Regions from separate parts of the Homo sapiens genome. Here regions 1 and 3 are each linked to region 2. A link is a contact called in ENCODE Hi-C or POLR2A ChIA-PET data. All regions are on one chromosome and are shown on one strand. Each heading gives the region's core, a stretch centred on a gene start or an enhancer-like site at or near the end of the contact. The rest is flanking DNA. Distances are from core to core; before and after follow the strand shown. Region 1 holds the start of ARAF (A-Raf proto-oncogene, serine/threonine kinase). Region 2 holds the start of LINC01560 (long intergenic non-protein coding RNA 1560). Region 3 holds the start of TIMP1 (TIMP metallopeptidase inhibitor 1).

Region 1 (3,911 bases), core at 960-3,459, 78 kb before region 2:
ATAAAGTACAGAAGGAATCAAATGACTGAGGAGGGGATGGGAGGTGGGACACCCAGTGGGTGGGCGTGGGGCTGCCACACTCACCCCTTGATGAGTCGGTAGACCACACAGCAGTCCTGATTTAGACCCCGCACCTTCAGGGCCTTGTCTAGAGAGTCGTAGACACTCATGCCATCCCGGACAGTCACCTGTGTGTATGTGCAGATGTAGGGGTCCTCAATGCCCAACAGAAGCGCAGCTGATGTTCCCATCCTTCTGCAAAGGCCTCCCCCAACCGTTGTCACCCTTTTGATCCCAGAGTTACAACTGGGTCCATCCACAGCCCCTGCCATTTCGCTTCCATGACTCACCACCGTGCGTTGCTTGTTGGGCAGGTATACTTTGACGGTGCCCACTGCCCGGGATGGCTCGGCCCCATTGGCAGGGGGGCCCCGTGGTGGCTCCATGGAGCCTTAGATTTTGTCAAGATGGGCTGAGGTGGGGCTGGGCAGGTGCCATGGGGCTCCTACAAGAAGGCAGACAAGAATTCAGAGGTCCAATAATGATAGTCTAGAAGCAAAGTGGCAGGGGACAAAATAAAATTCAAAGTCCAGGCTCCTGTCGCCCCCTGCAGCCTAATTTTCACACGACAGTCCAAGAGATCCTGCTCACATCTGAAGTCCTTCCAGTTCCTTCTCTGCTCAGGCCCTCCTGTTGCTTGTCTCACTCTTGAGTGCCAAGGTCTCAGCTTCACTGCACAGGGTTGCGGGGGAGAGAACAGGGAAGGGGGACAGAGCATACTGTCTTGGAGGGTAGAGGAGCACACAAGACTCTGTGCTGGGGACCAATGGGGAAGTCAGTACACACTGCACTGAGCCGTCAGGTACATAAGAAGCACGAACAGAATGTCCTGGGTTTTTTTTTTTTTTTTTTCTGTTTTTTTTTTTTTCTGACAGAGTTTCGCTCTTGTTGCCCAGGCTGGAGTGCAATGGCATGGTCTCAGCTCACTGCAACCTCCACCTCCCAAGTTGAAGCCATTCTCCCGCCTCAGCCTCCTGAGTAGCTGGAACTACAGGCGTGTGCCACCACGCCCGGCTAATTTTTTGTATTTTTAGTAGAGACGGGGTTTCACCATGTTGGCCAGGCTGGTCTCGAACTCCTGACCTCAGATGATCCACCCGCCTCAGCCTCCCAAAGTGTCCTGGTTTTTTAACAGAGAACGGGGGAAATGCCAGTTACTGTGGTGAGGGAGGAGTCGCAGGCACGGTGATGGGAAAGAGAGGATTATCAGATACTGCCCTTAGTTTGGGGAAGATGGAGGTTGCACCAAACATGTCCTTAAAGGGCACTGTGGACATCCCTAAGCCCTGGGGTGTAATGTTGATGTTAGGACCACAGACACCGTTGTTAGGTGGCTAATGGAAGTCCCAAGCCTCTATGATGAGGAATTCATGGGGGGGGGGGGTCACTACATACTATGCGGAAGGGAGATGTAACAGGCGTCACTAGGGACTGTAATGGGGAGAAGGGTGGAAATGGAAATGACCAGACATTGAGCCGAACTGGGGAGGTAATGGTGGACCACCAGACATTGTCATAGCAAAAGGAGAAGGAAGGTATGGTGTTGCGGGGAGAAAAATGGAGGTAAAGAGGGAGCTCCAAAATTCTCCTTGACAACCTGTGAGGGGTCACAGGCATATTACTGGTCTAAACTGAATGAGGGATCATGGAAGGCGGTTACAGAGGCGAGAATCCTGACATTCTCCCGGCGGGGGCGGTCAGACACTGATCCAGAATAAGGAAACCGGGGAGTGAACCGCGTTTCCACACACTCCCCGCAGTTGGTAAGGAAAGGTCATTGGACACCTTAGCGGGGGTTAAGACGGAATCCCGGCACCACTCGGTCGGGTCCCGCCTACCAAAGGGCTTCCGGCTCTGCGCAGGCGCACCACCACTAGCAGCGGGCGAAACCATCACCCGCAGCCTTGCCCGCCTATTCCTGTTACCCACCCCACCCCCGCTGTCGACGATGGTCTCGCCCCGGGTCAAACCACTCCTCCGGTTCCGGGCAGGGAACGCCGGGGCCCAGGCGCAGCCATCCTGGAGCTGAGCTTTCGGTCCGGGCTCCCTGCCCGTGCCCGGCAGCCGCTCCAGAAACCGAGCCCTCCCGGGCCCGCCCTCACCTGTCACGCCGCTACAGCCGCCGCCGTCTCCATCTTGGGCCTCTCTTCTTGTTTCCTCACAGAGTCCGCCTCCGTCGCCTCTCGGACTCTCGTTATTGGCTCTGCGGGACTCAGCCTTCCACCCTTATTGGGTCAGGGTCACGTCTGTCAAGGCAAGACCAACGGAATGTGAGTCGTGTTCCGGATTAGGAGGGGCCGCCTGAAACGTCAAGATCTGGGGCAAGCGCTCGTCCTGACTCGCGCAGGCGCAGTTGAGGCAAGACCTGCGTGCCTAGGGCTTTAACCCCAACAGTGGCATAGACGTATAAAGCAGAACACAGGTCATTTGGGGCTGACCTTAGGGCTTTGGCATCTGGGCGGAGAAATCCTTAAGTACCCTTTTTGGGCCAGTGCCCTAAGCACCCTTTTATGATTTTCCCGTGTCTCAGTTTTTACCATCTTTGAAATGGGTTGGAATCAGAACCAATGATCGGCGATGTTCACCAGCTCTAGGAGACTGTAGTTCATAGCCTTTGAGGACAGCGGGTCTCTGGTGTGGCGGGGGCTGGGGGACTGGGCCTAGGAGGGGCGGCCTGCTGTCTGGGAGGCTTCCTTTAGGAATGGGGTTGATTAGGACTATGAAAAACTAGTCACAGGTGGCCAGGTGAAGAGGGAAGTGCGGACCTGGAAGGGAGCACGATGCCAGTCAATGTGTGGAGGTATTGTGGGGTAAACACAAATTTTTAAAGATCGAATTTTCCCTGGTGTCAAAAGAGAAAGACGTCTCTCTTAGAGCATTTCCTTTAGAAAACTTGTAACTGTAAAATTTTCTCTGTCCCTTTGAGATGTATGTAAGTCCTTTTAAAAGCTAAATCTCTTGCCAGTTTTACATCCCCGGAATGTTTTTCTTAAGAGCCTTGTAGCCATCTCTTTGAAATGTAAACATCAATGAAAATAGCACCCCTGTCTTTCCCTGTCTTCGTGGGAATTTGATCTGCGTGCCTGGCTTCAAGTTATTACCTGCTTGTCATAGAGATATGAGTTTTCGTTTTCCTTTGGATAAAGGCAATTAACTAACACAGATAGCCACCCTAATTACCAGGTGAATTTGGGATGAAGTATGTGTACCAAATGGTGCCGTCAAGTTTCTTGAGCACAAGTTATTGTTTGAGAATATGTTTGTAATGGGCTGTATCTGCCTGCTACATAAACGGATGAGATTTCTTTCTGTCTTTGAAACCTCTTTAGCAGATTGTTTGTGATGTGCATCACAGTCTGGTGTAATGCTTATTCAGTTATAAAACTTTCCATTCCTGCCGGGTGCGGTGACTGATGCCTGTAATCCCAGCACTTTGGGAGGCCAAGGCGGGCGGATCACTTGAGGCCAGGAGTTCGAGACCAGCCTGGCCAACATGGCAAAACCCCGTCTTTACTAAAAATGCAAAAAAAAAAAGTCAGCTGGGCGCGGTGGCGCGCGCCTGTAATCCCAGCTACCTAGAATGCTGAGGCAGGAGAATCACTTGAACCCAGGAGACAGAGATTGCAGTGAGCTGAGATCACGCCACTTGCCACTTGCACTCCAGCCTGGGTGACAGAGTGACCCTGTCTCAATAAAACAAAAAACAAAAAAAAACTTTTCATTCTTGTCTACTTTGTGGAGAGGATTCATTGGGTTGGCACGAGATTCTCTTTTTAATTATTTCCCCAACACCATGAATGGCCTGTTGTGTTTCAAGTGACTGCATTCTCCTGTTTGGAGATTTAGCATCC
Region 2 (3,857 bases), core at 741-3,240:
AAAAAAACATAAAATGCAAAAGACAAAAAGAGTTTAGGGAAAAATACTGCAATGTAACTGACAGATGGTTAATATCCTTAATGGACAAAGATGTTAATATCTCTAATGTAATATCCCTAATGTACAGTGTAACTGACAGACTGTTAATATCCCTAATGTACAATGTAATTTGTACACTGTTTACAAATTGATACGAAAAGGAAAAATCACCCTAAAGAAAACTGGACAAAGGATATGAACATTTGCAAAAGAGAAAAGCCAAATGGCCAATAGACCAAAACAATCCTCAATTGCACAAAGTAGTCAGAAAAATACAAAATTAAAGACAGCATCAACATCCAGCGCTGGAGGGGATTTGCCTTAATGAACTTAATGATTTTGCTGGTAGGACTAGGAAACTTTATAATCTTTTGGGGGAAGGAATTTGGCTATATCTATTCAGTAATGAAACCTGCAGTTAATAATAAAACTTCAAAACATAGGAAGCAAAAATTGAATAGCACAAGGAAAACCTGCCAGTACAGTCTCTCTCTCTCCTCTCTCTCTTTCTCCCTGCCACATCACCCCCAGTTGACAAGCTGAAGGGAATTATCAGGAAACACACATTTTAAAAGGCCCAACGCACAAGCTTGAACCAATAGAGCCGCAGAGTACGATAAATCCAACAACTAGAAGATACAGTGTTTTCAATCAAGGCACAAAACCATTTTTGAAAGCTGGCCTCGTACTTGAGCCTTAAGGCAAGTTTCATCAAATTTCAAACTCAACGTTCTTGGGCCACAAGGCAAATGGGCTTAGAAATCACTAACACAGGGATTAACTTCTTGTTCGTTTGCGGAAATGCAAAATGGTGTTAAGACCTGTAACATTTTCTGCAGTCCCTCTAAATTCCTTCTTTGAATAATCGATTCCTAGAACAGGACGCGACGGACCAAGCTGGGTCAAACTGCCGACAGCTCCATTGGGCAGCATGTCCACCCCTGATGACCAAATCCCACCAAACGTGCAGCTGGCACTCGGCCGCCTTTGTTTCCTTCCCCTAGAATAAAACTCCGCTGCTTTCCCACGTTCCTGGAGCAGCAGCCGGAATAAAGCGCCCATGGCCTTGCCCTTTGAGTCTCGGAGGATGTTTGCCACTCCAACAATGGACTTTTAAATAATTCAGGGGTCAAAAGGCGTGTGTGGGGGGGGGAGAAAAGTTACAAATCAGCACTTGAAACCGAACACAAACAAAAATCAAACAAATCCGAACTAATATAACAAATCAAAACTTTGATCTTTAGAAGAAAACTTCAACCTTAATGCTTCCAGGAGGAAAGCAGAAAGGATAATGACTGAATTGTGAAAACGAGCCAAAATGTTCCACCACTGATGTCACACACACCTATGACTCCCTGCACAGATCCACGGTCCCGGGCGCTGAATCCCCGCAACCCTCTGCGCCCACAGAGGTTAAACTCTCGCTGCTGGCGACTTCCGCTTCCTGGCCTAAATCTGACACGCACGACTCCCCCCGCGGCAACTGCACAGGTTCGGTGACAGCCGAGACGCCGAGTGTTTCCCGCAGCCGGCCGGGGTCCAGGTCGGAAATGTAGCCAGTGGGGCCGCCAGGTGGGCTCCAGACGCGGTGGGCGCGGGGTCCCGGCCGCCGCGGGAGAGGGGTCGCCGCGTCCCACAGAGCAGTGCGGCGGCAGGGGCGGGGGCGGGTGCGTCTCGCGACCTGCTCCTGGGGGTGGGGGCTGGGCGATATTTAAAGAGGCGGAGGCTCCCCGGTAGGGACGGCCTGAGGCCGAGGGCACCCTGAGGGCGGAAGAGGCAAAGCGCCTCGCCCGCCGGGGCCTCGGAGGTGACTAACTCCTAGAGGCTGCGGCGGAGGGGAGAAGCCTGGTGGTACATTCCATGGCCCAGTGCCTCGGCCACTGGAAAATCCCACAGGGGTATATCGAGTAGGGGACCGCGGGCTCCGCGGCAGAAATGACCGCCCTTCCAAGATGGCGGCTCCCGTAGAGACACTCCCAAGGAGACAGCCATGTTCCTTGCCTGAGAGTCACTGAAGGAAATTGGAAAGCCCGCCTCTCCTTCGACGCACACGCGCACGCGCACGCACGCACCGGCGCGGTGTAAGGGCACCCACCAGGTGTAATTGTGGGCGAGCGGCCGCTTCGGAGCTGACACTAAGCATGTGCAGATCAAGTCCAGAAGCGCCGGGGTTCCTCGAAGCAGTTTTCAGGACTTAAGGCTCTGGGAGTGAGTTTAACAGACGGACTTAGGGCCACTTAAGCATTGAGATAAATATGGAGATGTTATGACATGGATCAAGCATTAAGATAATTATGGGGATGTTATGACATGGATTTTGTACTCGAAGATGCTCAGTAGGATGAGTAAGGAGGCTTCTCTGGGGTCATTTATAGGGAGGTGCAGAATGAGTGATTGGGGTTTGTGGGTGAGTGATGGGTCACTAGAGAAAGTTGATGGGTAGCCTGTGGGATGAGTGTTGGGGACACCGGAGTGAATAATAAGGGGGTCTGTGGGGTGAGTGATACAGGGTCTCTAGGGTGAGTGATAAGGTATATGTGAGATGAGTGATGAGAAGTCCGTGGGGGTAAGAAAGGGCTGTGCGGGGTGACTACTGGAGGTCTGTGAGGTGTGGGATGGGGTTTATTGGGTGATTGACCAAGGTTCCTGCTGGGTGAGTGATGCGTTTCTTTGGGACTAGTGATGGGGGGCTGTGGAATCAGATATGCAGCTTCCTGGGGTCAGTGATAGGTGGTCTTTAGGTCTGAGATGAGGTTATTTCAAAACCTACTTTTGACTTTGTTGGTCCTCCTGTATCTTTGTTTCTCTGTCATTAATATCTGCCCTTAACTTCGTTATTTCTTTTCTGTTTTTTAATTTTGTTCTCATTTTTAAAGTCCTGAATTTAATGCTTATCTTACTATCCAGTCATTTTATTTTATAATATAAACATTCAGTTTATAAATTTTTCTCTAAGAACACTTTAGCTCCGTGTCACATGTTTTGTTGTGGTTGCTGCTGTTCGGTTTTATTTTGTTTTGAGACAGGGTCTCACTCTGTCGCCCAGAGATGGAGTGCAGTGGCACGATCATGGCTCACTGCAGCCTCAACCTCCTGTGCTCAGTCGATCCTCCCAACTTAGCCTCCCAAGTAGCTGGAACTATAGGCATGTGCTGCCACACCCACTAATTTTTTATTTTGTGTAGACACGGGGTCTCACTATGTTGCCCAGGCTGATTTTTGTTTTAAAGATACAAGAATCTCTCTCTGTTGCCTAGGCTGGAGTGCAGTGAAACCATCATGGCTCATTGCAGCCTCAACCTCCTAGGCTCAAGTGACCCTCCCACCTCAGCCTCCCAAGTTGCTAGGACTACAGGCAGGCTTGCCCAGCTAATTTTTAAATTTTTTGTAGAGATTGGGGTCTTGCTATGTTGCCCAGGCTGGTCTTGAACTCCTTGGCCTCAAGCAATCCTCAAGTAGTCCTCCCACCTCATCCTCCCAAAGTGCTGGAACTACAGGCGTGAGCATCTGACCCACAAGTTTTGATATGTAGCATCTCCACTATAGTTTCCTTCTAATGTTTTCTAATTGCAGTTGCAATGTTCACTCTTACCACTGGGTTATTTAGATATGAGATTTTGATTTCCCAAAACGTTGACATTTTTGTTATTGATTTCTAAATTGTGGTTAGAGGCTGTCACCTGAGTGATCATTACGTGCAGGAATGATGCTTTTAAGTTCAATACATACCACCAAACTACTTTCCAAAACTTTTGTAAAATTGGAACTCCCACCAGCAACATATGAGAAGGCTTCTTCCAAAATCCTGTTCCACATTG
Region 3 (4,134 bases), core at 1,245-3,744, 100 kb before region 2:
GAGAGGAGGGAAATATGAGTCAAATGGACTGCATGAGCCAATAAAAATAAGATCATCATCATCATCATCATCATACCAGCAAAGCGCATACATAAATAGGGGTTATTGGATGCCAGACAGCACACAAAGTGATTTACACATTTGTTCATTGATTCATCTGTATGTTGAGTGTCTCTCTTTGCCGGGCACTGCTTAAGCCATTTTCATACATTGATTTGTTCATTTACTCCTCAAATATTTGGGAGTGCCCACTGTGTGCCAGACATTGTTCTGGGTGTTAGGGACACAACAGTGAACAAAACACAGAAATCCCTTTCCTTGTGGAGTTCACATTCTAGCCAGGAGGAGACAGGCTAAGAACAAACAAAATAAGGATATGGAATGTTAGACATTAAGTATAATGGGGAATTACAGACCTGGGTAAGGGGCTGACAAAGATTCTTTGCTTGACCAAACTTTACTCAGGCTCCTGAACCTCCTCCTAGGCCCATCTGTGCACTTCCTTGTAAAATCCAGTTTTAGCCGAGAGCCTTGCTAAGTCAGTTTAGCAAGAACCCCTATATTCTATATCTGATCATCCTCAATCTCTGATCATCCTCAATACCTGATCATCCTCAATCTCTGATCATCCTCAATACCTGATCATCCTCAATCTCTGATCATCCTCAATACCTGATCATCCTCAATCTCTGATCATCCTCAATCTCTGATCATCCTCAATACCTGATCATCCTTGCTATCTGACTGGGTTCTTCATCTTCCACCATCCCCCAGGTGATGTCTGATTCCCCTTGGCCTGCCTTCAGCAAGAATCCTGTTACGTCGGTTTAGCCAGAATCCCCCTTACCCCTGATGTTTCTTCTTAGTAATTTCCACCCACAGACCCTCACACTGCTCCTTAGCTACACATTCCCACTGGCCCATGCTATATTCAGTGTTGAGCCCAATCTCTCCCACCGACTGCAAGATCCCATTGCAGTGGTTCCTATACCCATCACCATGGTCCTGAATATGGTCTTCCTTACTGTGTTATAACAAGTATCACTGAATATTTTTCTGTTTAACAGGAGATCAGGAGTACTAAGGGGCAGGGGTTAAAATTTTAAACAGGATGGCCAGGGAAGGCCATCCTGAGAAGGTGACGTTTGAGGCAGCCACCCATGTGGATACCTGGGGGGAAAGTGTACCAGGCAGAGGGAGCAGCCAGCATGCAGATCCTGTGGTGGGCTTGGGCACAGAGTACTCAAGGAAGTGTGAGGATGCCAGTGTGGCTAAAGCAGAGGAAGTGCAGGGGCGAGTGGAATCATTCTAGAGGTAAGTGCCATGGTGAGCCCCACTGGACTGAAAGGGAAACCAAGGCAGAGTGTGTGGGCTGAGTGGGGTGAGGACTCACCGAGGTCGGAATTGCAGAAGGCCGTCTGTGGGTGGGGTGGGACACAGGTGCAGGCCCTGCTGGGGGCTATCAGCCACAGCAACAACAGGATGCCAGAAGCCAGGGGCTCAAAGGGGGCCATGGTGGGTTCTGTGGGGAAGGGGGATGTCAGGCAGGCCCCGGCCCAGCTGATCTGCTGACCTGGGCAGGTCATCCACCCCATCTTGCCCCGGGGCAGCCTATGGGGGGGATTAGGGGGCTGGATTTGGGCTTGAGGGGTTGGTAAGCTTAGGGATTTTAAGGGGATTGGGGAGCGCAGAGGAATTTAGGGTTTAGAGAGTTGGGAGAGTTTAAATTATTGAGGGACTGAGTGAGTTGCGGGGTTATGGGGTTGTGGCACTTGGGGGAGAAGGGGGCTGAGGAAGTTTGAGGAATGAGGGGATTGGGGAATTCTGGAGGTTGAGGAGTTTGGGGGTGAGGAATTTGGGATTGGGGGCTGGAGGAGTTTGGAGACGGCAGAGTTTAGGGGTTGTGTATATTAAGAGATATAAGAGGCTGGGGGAATTTAGGGAGGTTGAGGAATTTGGAGGAGGTTGGGGGTTTAGGGAGCTGGGGGAGTTTGGAGGTTGAAGGGGTTGGGGGAATTTGGGGGCTTAAGGCAATGGGGATACTTGAGGAATTTGAGGGCAAAAGAAGTTTGGGAGCTGGGGAACTGGGGATTGGGGAGCTGGGGGAGTTTAGGGAGCTGCAGGGGTTAGCGGTGGGTATTTAGGGGGCGATGAGGGAAATTTCGGGATGAAGGAATTTGCGGGGGGATTTGGAAAGCATTTGTGATATTAGGGGGTCATGGGTTTGGGGGAATTGGGGGCGGATGTCAGGGGTTCTAGGGAGTTTGGAGCCTCGGGGTTGGGAAAGCAGTTCCAGCCTCCGACCCTCTTCCCCCTAGACTAGCCCAGGGTCCTGGTACCCGCAGGCCAAGCTGAGTAGACAGGCATCTGGCACGGGAGTGCACGGGCCTGGTGGCCAGCACCCAAGCTGCAGCCCAGCTCCGGTCCCTGCTGGGCCACCCCGGGCCCTGCTTACCTCTGGTGTCTCTCTGGGCGCTGGATCTGCGGCGATGGCGGCAGGGCCTGAGCGCTAGAGGATAAATGTCCACGCTAGGGGCGGGGGTGGCAGCGGGTGCGGAAACCACAGGCCTCCAGGCTTCCTGGATGCATTACTCATCCACCCACCATCAGTGCAGAAGCCAAGGGGCGGGCCGACGAAAGGAGATACACCCTCCTCCTCTCCCACCCGCCTCCTCTCCCTCTCCCTGGGCCTCGCCCGGGCCAGCCACCTCCCCCACCTCCACGTCAGTCACTATTCCTTCCAAGCCGCCTCAGCGGAGAGCTTAGAGGCCGCATTTCCCCCGGCCCAGTCCCCTAAAGTCTCCAGAATCTATCCAATCACCCACATCCCCCAAGCTCCCTATGACTCAAACCCAAATTAGTTCAGCCCTTCAACATTTATTGTGCATCTACTGTGTGCCAAGCACACAAAAATCCCTTGTTTTGTATGTCTGACATGCTGGTGAGGGGTGGCAGAGAGGAAACAAATTAAGTAGCAGCAGTGGAGGGAGATAAGGCAGGTGAAAGGGGAGGAATACAAAATGGGGAAACTGAGGCACGGAGTGGTTAAGTGACTTACCCAGGATCACAGAGTCAATACATGGCAGAACTGAGACTGGAACTCAGGTGGCCAGGAGCCAAAGCCAGGGTCTCAAATAACACAGGCAAATAGCCGGCATTTATACAGCACCTACTGTATACCAGGCACTCAGCATAGTTTATCTCACTCAAAGCTCACAACAAATCTCTGAGATGGGTACCGGTTCTTATTCCCGTTTTACGGATGAGGAAATATGGGGCGTAGAGGAACTGTAGAATTTTCCTAAGATCACAGGGCATGGCCGGGATTCAAACAGAGGCTACCTGGCACCAGGGTTGTAACTCAGGAGTGGCACCGTCCTAGCAAGCAGGGAATGGTGCGGGTGAATGAATGAGCATTGGGAAGGGGGTGGCCATGAATGATGGTGAAAGAAGCAAGTGAGTGGGTCAGTAGAAAACTAATCCCCACCCCATCCTGCCCTGCCCCCTCCCCATGGACCTGTACCCCTGGTGGGGGGTGGGGTGGGGCAATCCTTGCCCACCAGCTTTCTGACAATGCAGGAACCTTCCCTGGGGTTCTGATTAACATCCTTAATTCGAGGAGGATAGATCAATAATAATAATTGTAGTGATGATGGCAGCCACTTATTGAGCACTTTCTGTGTACTATGTGCTAAAGTGTTTGTATAAATTATCTCATTCACTCACCATACTCCCTTGCTAATTAAGTTTGATTAACTCAGGGATGATAGCCCAATAACAAGAACACAACAAAAACTACCAGCAGCCCTTATGGAGTGCTTACTGCGTATCCAGCACTATTCTGGGTGGGAGGAATGTGAGGGATGAGAAATTGCCTAATGGGTACAATGTACACTATTTGGTTGATGGGGACACTAAAAGCCCAGACTTCACCACTATGTAATATATCCATGTCACAAAACTGCAGCTGTACCCTCTAAATCTATTTTTTTTTTTTGACAAGAGTCTTGCTCTGTCACCTAGGCTGGAGTGCAGTGGCGCGATCTCAGCTCACTGCAACCTCCGCCTCCGGGGTTCAAGAGATTCTCCTGTCTCAGCCTCCTGAGTAGCTGGGATTACAGCCACACCACCACC

What was found. A loop is a pair of places that touch in the nucleus more often than their neighbours do. ChIA-PET counts read pairs that join two places held with the same protein, here RNA polymerase II (POLR2A). Pooled maps may share reads with other maps.
Region 1: a map of B cell shows a loop between it and region 2 (11-fold over the local background). The contact joins the promoter of ARAF here to the promoter of LINC01560 in region 2. A Hi-C loop is called at or near these places in 10 of 168 maps with a recorded cell type or tissue (B cell, CD4-positive, alpha-beta T cell, CD4-positive, alpha-beta memory T cell and 4 more), 20 of 37 single-sample maps with no recorded cell type and 21 of 50 pooled maps. POLR2A ChIA-PET finds 5 or more read pairs at or near these places in 2 of 52 experiments (activated B cell and activated naive CD4-positive, alpha-beta T cell).
Region 3: a loop to region 2 is called in a pooled map, with 13 times the contacts of the local background. The contact joins the promoter of TIMP1 here to the promoter of LINC01560 in region 2. A Hi-C loop is called at or near these places in 7 of 50 pooled maps.

Annotation. Positions count from the first base shown.
Region 1 is chrX:47,559,503-47,563,413 of GRCh38, reverse strand. ARAF (A-Raf proto-oncogene, serine/threonine kinase) reads right to left here and starts at 2,209. Exons shown (of 16, transcript NM_001654.5): 1 at 2,163-2,209; 2 at 351-505; 3 at 85-188. The coding sequence starts at 446. LOC124905184 (a long non-coding RNA gene) reads left to right here and starts at 1,975. Exons shown (of 2, transcript XR_007068225.1): 1 at 1,975-2,330. RefSeq lists a silencer at 1,843-2,142.
Region 2 is chrX:47,480,849-47,484,705 of GRCh38, reverse strand. It overlaps LINC01560 (long intergenic non-protein coding RNA 1560), which reads right to left and starts at 1,990. Exons shown (of 1, transcript NR_126059.1): 1 at 1-1,990. It overlaps ZNF41 (zinc finger protein 41), which reads left to right and starts at 1,484. Exons shown (of 5, transcript NM_001324144.2): 1 at 1,484-1,611. RefSeq lists a silencer at 1,470-1,759 and an enhancer at 1,750-2,049.
Region 3 is chrX:47,580,796-47,584,929 of GRCh38, reverse strand. TIMP1 (TIMP metallopeptidase inhibitor 1) reads right to left here and starts at 2,494. Exons shown (of 6, transcript NM_003254.3): 1 at 2,456-2,494; 2 at 1,394-1,522. The coding sequence starts at 1,514. All of the region lies in intron 5 of SYN1 (synapsin I), which reads left to right. RefSeq lists silencers at 2,537-2,636, 2,697-2,846.